2 separate regions of the Homo sapiens genome follow, and region 2 is linked to region 1. A link is an interaction called in ENCODE POLR2A ChIA-PET data of the cell type or tissue named here. Cell type or tissue: PC-9. All regions are shown on one strand. Each heading gives the region's core, and the rest is flanking DNA. Links, peaks and the distances in the headings are about the cores only.

Region 1 (2,912 bases), core at 137-2,636:
CTTTTATGACACACCAGAAAAGACACCTGGTCCCAATGAGCTGCAACAATTGCATCTATATATTAATAGCTTCTGTTCACATTAGAAAAAAGCTCCCAAAGATGTAATCAACTTTTACAAACATATGGGGCAAATTTCTGGGCCATGCATGGGGAATTCATGGCACAACTCACATTAATGGTAACCTGAAATAATAGGAGCTCTGTCAAATTACACCCCTGAGGTCTTCTCCACATCGGAGGCCATATATTAACACTCACACCTCCCTCCTGGGACCCTTTGGTTGACTGGAAAGAGGTGAGACTTGGGTCTCAGAGGTATGGTCAGGGGCACAAAGCCCACACTAATCGCTCACTGACCCTTGACCAGCCATTTAGCCTTTCTACAACTCAATGTCCCTTCCAATAAACGGGCGGCCTGACTTCCAGACTTTCCTCTTTCCCCTCCCTCCTCTTTGCCTGCAAGTTCTGTTTCTCCATTCATTTTTTAAGACTTTTTATTTTGAAGTAACTTACAGAATTGAAGAATAGAAGGAACTCCTTTCTACCCTTTGCCCAACTTCACCAATTAACATTTTGCCATATTTGTTGTATCACTCCCCCTGTCAAAATAAATATCATCTTCCCCTAAAACATTTGAGAGTTCATTGTAGACATCACACCCACTTACCCCTAGTATTTCAGCATGCATTTCCTTAGAAAAGGACATCCTTTTATATAAGATAAAATAGAACTGTATTTAATATCAATGTTTATTTTTCTACTATGTATAATTTACGTTCAGCTAAATATTCAAGTCCTACTTGTGTAATCACCACCCAGATGAAGGTATCAAATCCCAGCACCCCAGATGGCTCTCTCCTACTCTCTCCCCCTCAAAATCAACACCCCCCAAAATGCACTATTCTGACCTGTTATCTAATACATAGTTCATATGTAAATGTCTCCAGCTGTCTCGATAATGTCATTTGTACTACTCCCGCTTCTCCTTACCCAGGGCCAGTCTAGGACCAGGCATTACATTTAGTGTACACGCATGTATTATCTCTTTTAATCTAATACTGTTTTTTAGCCTTTCTTTCTCTTTCATAATATTGGCATTTTGAAGAGTGCAGACCACTGGTTCTATAGAATGCCCTTGAACTTGTCACTGTATATACTCTTACCACCATCAGATTTGCAAATCCTCAGAAATGAAATGTTTTCTCCCCACCACGCTTTTGTTTGCACAAAACCCTCCACCTGGAATCCCCTTTCCTTTCTCTTTCACTGGGCAATTCCTACTCAACTTTCTCTGATACCCTTTCTTATGGCCCCCTAGGACTAAGATGAAAGCCCCTCCTGTAGGCTTTTACCACCCAAGCTTGGCCCATCTGAGCATCTGTCAAACTCTATTGTGCACAGTGGCTCACACCTGGAATCACAGCAACTTGGGAAGCTGAGGCAGGATGACTCCTTGAGCCCAGGAGTTTGAGACCAGCCTGAGCAACATAGCAAGACCTTGTCTCTAAAAAATAAAACATAGCTGTACTCTGCTGTCGTTGACCAGTGTCCCATCCAAGGCTCTCACTTCTGCCCAGTTCTGGCTCCCCCTAACAAGTTCAGCTCTGAAAGCCTGACATCATCTGCTACATGTCCAGGGTCCCTCTTTGAGTCATGGGTAACCTGGGGCATTGTAGAGTAGAGTACACCTGGTCTGTCAGGGGTGGCATGGCCTGTGTCACCAGCCAGTACTGGGGAAGCCCTCTGTAGATGGGGCCACCCTGCAGATGCCTGCAGACCACATGGAATACATGTGATCGTAACAACTACAGCAATAACAGCAATTTTAATAGTGAACGCATAGCACTTACTTGGTGCCATGTCTAAATTATTTACATATATTAAGTCACTACTGCTATGAGGCACACATTTCAATAGTGTGCACCTGGAATAATCTGAAGGCTCCTTCACGCACAAGCCTGGTGATTGATGCTGGCTGTTGCCTGAGGGCCTAGTAATGGCTATCAGCCGGAATGCCCAGATGTACCTCCCCATGTCGCCTCAGCTTCCTTAAAATATGGTGGCTGGGTTCCAAGAGTGAGTGTCCCCAGGTAGAGACAGAGAGCCAGAAAGACCCTAGATCATTTATGACTTAGCTTTGGAAGTCACATAGAATCACCTCTGCCACAGTCCTTTGGTCAGAGGAGTCACAAGCCCCCACTCGTATTCAAGGAGAGGGGACACAGACACCCTCCTCTGGTGGGAGAAGTGGCAGCCACATTGTGAGAAGAGTCCGCGGGATGAGCTGTGACATCTTTGGAAGATGCAGTTGGCCACCACTTGTTAGTGAGGAAGCAGGGATTTGAACCTGCACGGCCAGGCCCCAGAGTCCATACTGTTAACCAGCCTGCTGCACTTGCTCCAGAGCAGGTGAGGCCAGCAGCTGAGAACACTGAGCCTGGGACTAGCGCCCTTGCAGGGCCCCTTCTCTTGTCCACCCATCACTGTTTGAACCCCTTTCATGGACATCCATCCCAGAGCCTCAGGCCCCACTCCAGCCCCTTCTAGAACCTCTCTTTTATCTTCTTTCCCAATAGGCCTTGGGAGCCATTGAAACCAGCGCCCAATCATCAGCTACCAGAAGCACAGTTCTGCTTTCCTTCCTTCTGGCACTCATGAGTTGAGATGATGTTTGCTGCACTTATCAGGGACAGCTTCCTGGAGGAGTGCTCAGTTTCCCAGCGAAAATGGGCTGAGTTTTTTTAATGTAATGAAGAAAGAGAACTTAAAATTATGGTTTCCATCTCAAGGCAGCTTGAGTAGCCATATTCTACACTACCTTCCTCCCTAAGCTCTTCAGGGCTTAGTCCACCCCGTTGCCGCACGACCTGTCAAGCAGTAGGTGTTTTATATATTTTATGAATGAATTAA
Region 2 (2,912 bases), core at 268-2,767, 120 kb after region 1:
AGAGAGTAAGAGAATGAAAGAAAGAAAAAGAAGATTTTTACAATGCAGCTGTCCCTCAATATCTGCAAGCGATTGGTTCCAGGACCCCCAGGATACCAAAATTTGCCAATGCTCAAGTCCCTGATAAAAATTGGCATAGAAGTTGCATATAACCTATGTGCATCCTCCTATATACTTCCAGTCATCGCTAGATTACTTATAATACCTAATACAATGTAAGTGCTATGGAAATAGTTGTTACACGGTACTGTTTAGGGAATAATGACACGAAAAAAAGTCTGTGAATGTTCAGTATGGAATTATCCTTTTTATTTTTTCTGAGTGGTTTTCCACCCACAGCTGGCTGAATCCAGGAACGTGGAACCCATGGATATGGAGGGCCAGCTGTATTGGCTGTGCCTTACAAATGAAGTGCACCAGAGGCTACAATAAATATTCAATTGCTTTTCAATTACTATGGATAGTGAATTGAGTTCTCCCTTTTTCTTAATGTGACACAATGCTGATCTGGGCCCACAAGTGGATGTGTCTTTCCGTGGGTTGCCCCCCAATTCCCCAGCTCTGCTAACCCTCCCGTGTTCAGCCACCCTGAGCAATCTTGTTCCCTCACCCACCACATCTCTCCACCTGAGACATGAACACCCCACCCTAACGTCCCTCTGCTCATCCAACTCCTGTTCATCCTTTCTTTGGGAGATCTTCCATGGCTCCCTGGGTGACCCCTACTCACTGAGTCCTTAGTTCCCACTGCACCCTGTGCCCAACCTGGGAAAAGCCTGAGCTCTCTCGGGTTCCTCGCTTTAAAATGGGATCACTTGCCTGCCCCTGCTGAAAACGAGGCAAGGTAGAAGAAAGCCCTTTGCAATCTGTAAAGGGCTAGCTAGGCACCTGAGGGCTGTTATTGGCATTTGGTTCCAGGAAGGCCCTGTTTTTGATCGTCTTCTCTGTTCCATCCTCTCCAGGTGAAGCTTCAATGTGCCCCGAGAGCCAGGTATCCGCAGAAACAGAAATACTGTGTTATTGGCAGGAATTAGATAAGCTTGTGAATTTAGGGATCTGCTTCGCGCCAATTTCATCAGCTTGGGGATGGGGGTGGGATGGGAGTGGGCAATCTGACTCTTCTAGGACAGCCTCCTCGTATTCCAGGTTATTGTTTCCCCATCCCAGGAAATCCTGCGGGTGCCTTCCCCCAACGAAAGCCACTGATGTCGCCCCTCTCCTCCCAGCAGCTTCCAGACCGCGACCTTCTGTAGCTCTGCTCAGAACTTCACCTGGAACAGCTTCTTACAATTCTTAAACAGCCCCTCAGTCGACTGTGATTAAGCATACACTCCAGCCTCAGCAAGCTTGGCGTCTGCCCCTGCCGCTGGGAGACCCTCCTCCAGGCACCTGCCCTGGGCCCCGCCCCGCCCGGTCCGCGCGCACGCGCAGTGGCCCCACCCCGCCCCGCCCCGCGACGCCCGAGGACCCGACGGAGCTACACCCGCTAGTTCAGCCAGGAGGCCCTGCGCGGCTCCGGGGAGAGCTGGGTGGTTATGCCACCTCATTAGACACATTGGTGGACGATGCCGCGGATTAGCGGGTTGGCTCTCAGGGCGGGGCGCAGGCTTTCTCACTGATCCGGGAGCGTGGGAGCAGGGGCAACGCGGGGCCATCCGGGAGCTGCCCGCCTGCTTCGCAGTTGGCTTTCCGGGCCCTCGAGCAACGTCTGACTTTGCCCTTTGTTTTTAAACACCATGCAGGATGGTTTGTGTACAAACGAAGCCGTGTCACTTCTCAAGTGTCGGTGCTCAACGTGGCAACGCCCCTCCCGCCCCCAGTACAGAGATCCTGCCCATCCACCGACAATCCCCCTCCTCATCTTCCTTCCCCCAGGTGCGAGTGATTCAAGGAAATCCGACTGGAGGGAACACACGCTGCGATGCACCCTCTCCTCTTCCATTGAGCCAGGGGTGACCTTGAGAGACTCAGGCCACCTCACCAGGCTCTACCAGGAACAGCGTCTACAGCTGGTAGAGAGCACGGGCTGCAGAGAGGTAAAGATGGGGTTCGGAAGCCAAGGCTCCCCTTGTTGCATGGGTGACATCAGGCAAGCTACTCAACCTCTAACCCTGGCTTCCCCTTCTGTATACTGGAGACAGTATCGGCCCCACAGGCACTTGTGGAGCAAGTGGGTTTGAGCTGAGCTCCTCTGAAAATCAGAGGCACACTCAGAGAGTAGCTCAGAAAACCAGGATGTGTCAGTTTCATTTGCTGGGAAGCAGAAGCCAAGATAGAATTAGAAGTGCAATGTCTGTGAAGGAAGAATAAAGGGAAAAGGAAACAGGAGTGGGGCAGGGGGCAGACCAAAAGGAAGACAGACAAGTGTGAGAAGGAGCCCCACAGTGCAGTGTAAGCTTAAGAAGGTGTGGAGAGGATGGGAGTCACTCACTGGGCAGGAATGGCCCAGCTCCAGCACCTTGCTATGACCAGCCAGCTGCTGGGAACAGGCCAGGAAGAGTGTGGCCTTAGCGCAAACACTGGGGTGGATCTCGAGATGAAGGTGTGGCCGCTGGAAGCTGTCACTTCACCACTCCTCTTCTGAAGAGAGAGCTGAGCCCTGCACATGGGAGCATTGGTGAAAAGGGTGGTAGACGTTTATCAGTAACCTTACTGGTTTTGTGCTCCATCCTCCATCTCCCAAAGTCCCCCTGACCTTGCCTTCAGCTCCAGGAATGGCCACATGACTCAGACAAAGCCAACCAGCCATCCCATTTCAGTGGCCAGTGATGAATGATTCAGTGTTTACCCAAACGCATCCAATCAGGGTGAATCTGAGGACATTTGCTGGGGAGGCTGGGACACAGATAATCTCTTTTCTGACAGATGGTAACAAGAAAGTAGGTAGCTGCAGGGGCTGCTGGCAGCCATCT

The links. ChIA-PET counts read pairs that join two places held together with the same protein. Peaks named below come from ENCODE experiments on the same cell type or tissue, not always from the same donor. Only the 100,000 strongest peaks of a DNase experiment are listed, where the experiment ranks them.
Region 2: POLR2A ChIA-PET joins it to region 1 with 9 read pairs; 3 of 35 experiments call an interaction of 5 or more read pairs at or near these places.

The regions. Positions count from the first base shown.
Region 1 is chr3:72,621,598-72,624,509 of GRCh38, forward strand. All of the region lies in intron 8 of LOC105377161 (a long non-coding RNA gene), which reads right to left. Among named protein-coding and RNA genes, the nearest start is that of RYBP, 180 kb to the left of the region's middle. In PC-9, for the core only: no CTCF peak of the experiment used is centred there; no DNase peak of the experiment used is centred there.
Region 2 is chr3:72,737,453-72,740,364 of GRCh38, forward strand. LOC124909396 (a long non-coding RNA gene) reads left to right here and starts at 1,454. Exons shown (of 2, transcript XR_007095963.1): 1 at 1,454-1,582; 2 at 1,876-2,912. It also overlaps a transcript of SHQ1 not described here. RefSeq lists an enhancer at 1,757-2,265. In PC-9, for the core only: no CTCF peak of the experiment used is centred there; no DNase peak of the experiment used is centred there; H3K4me3 peaks cover 1,254 bases.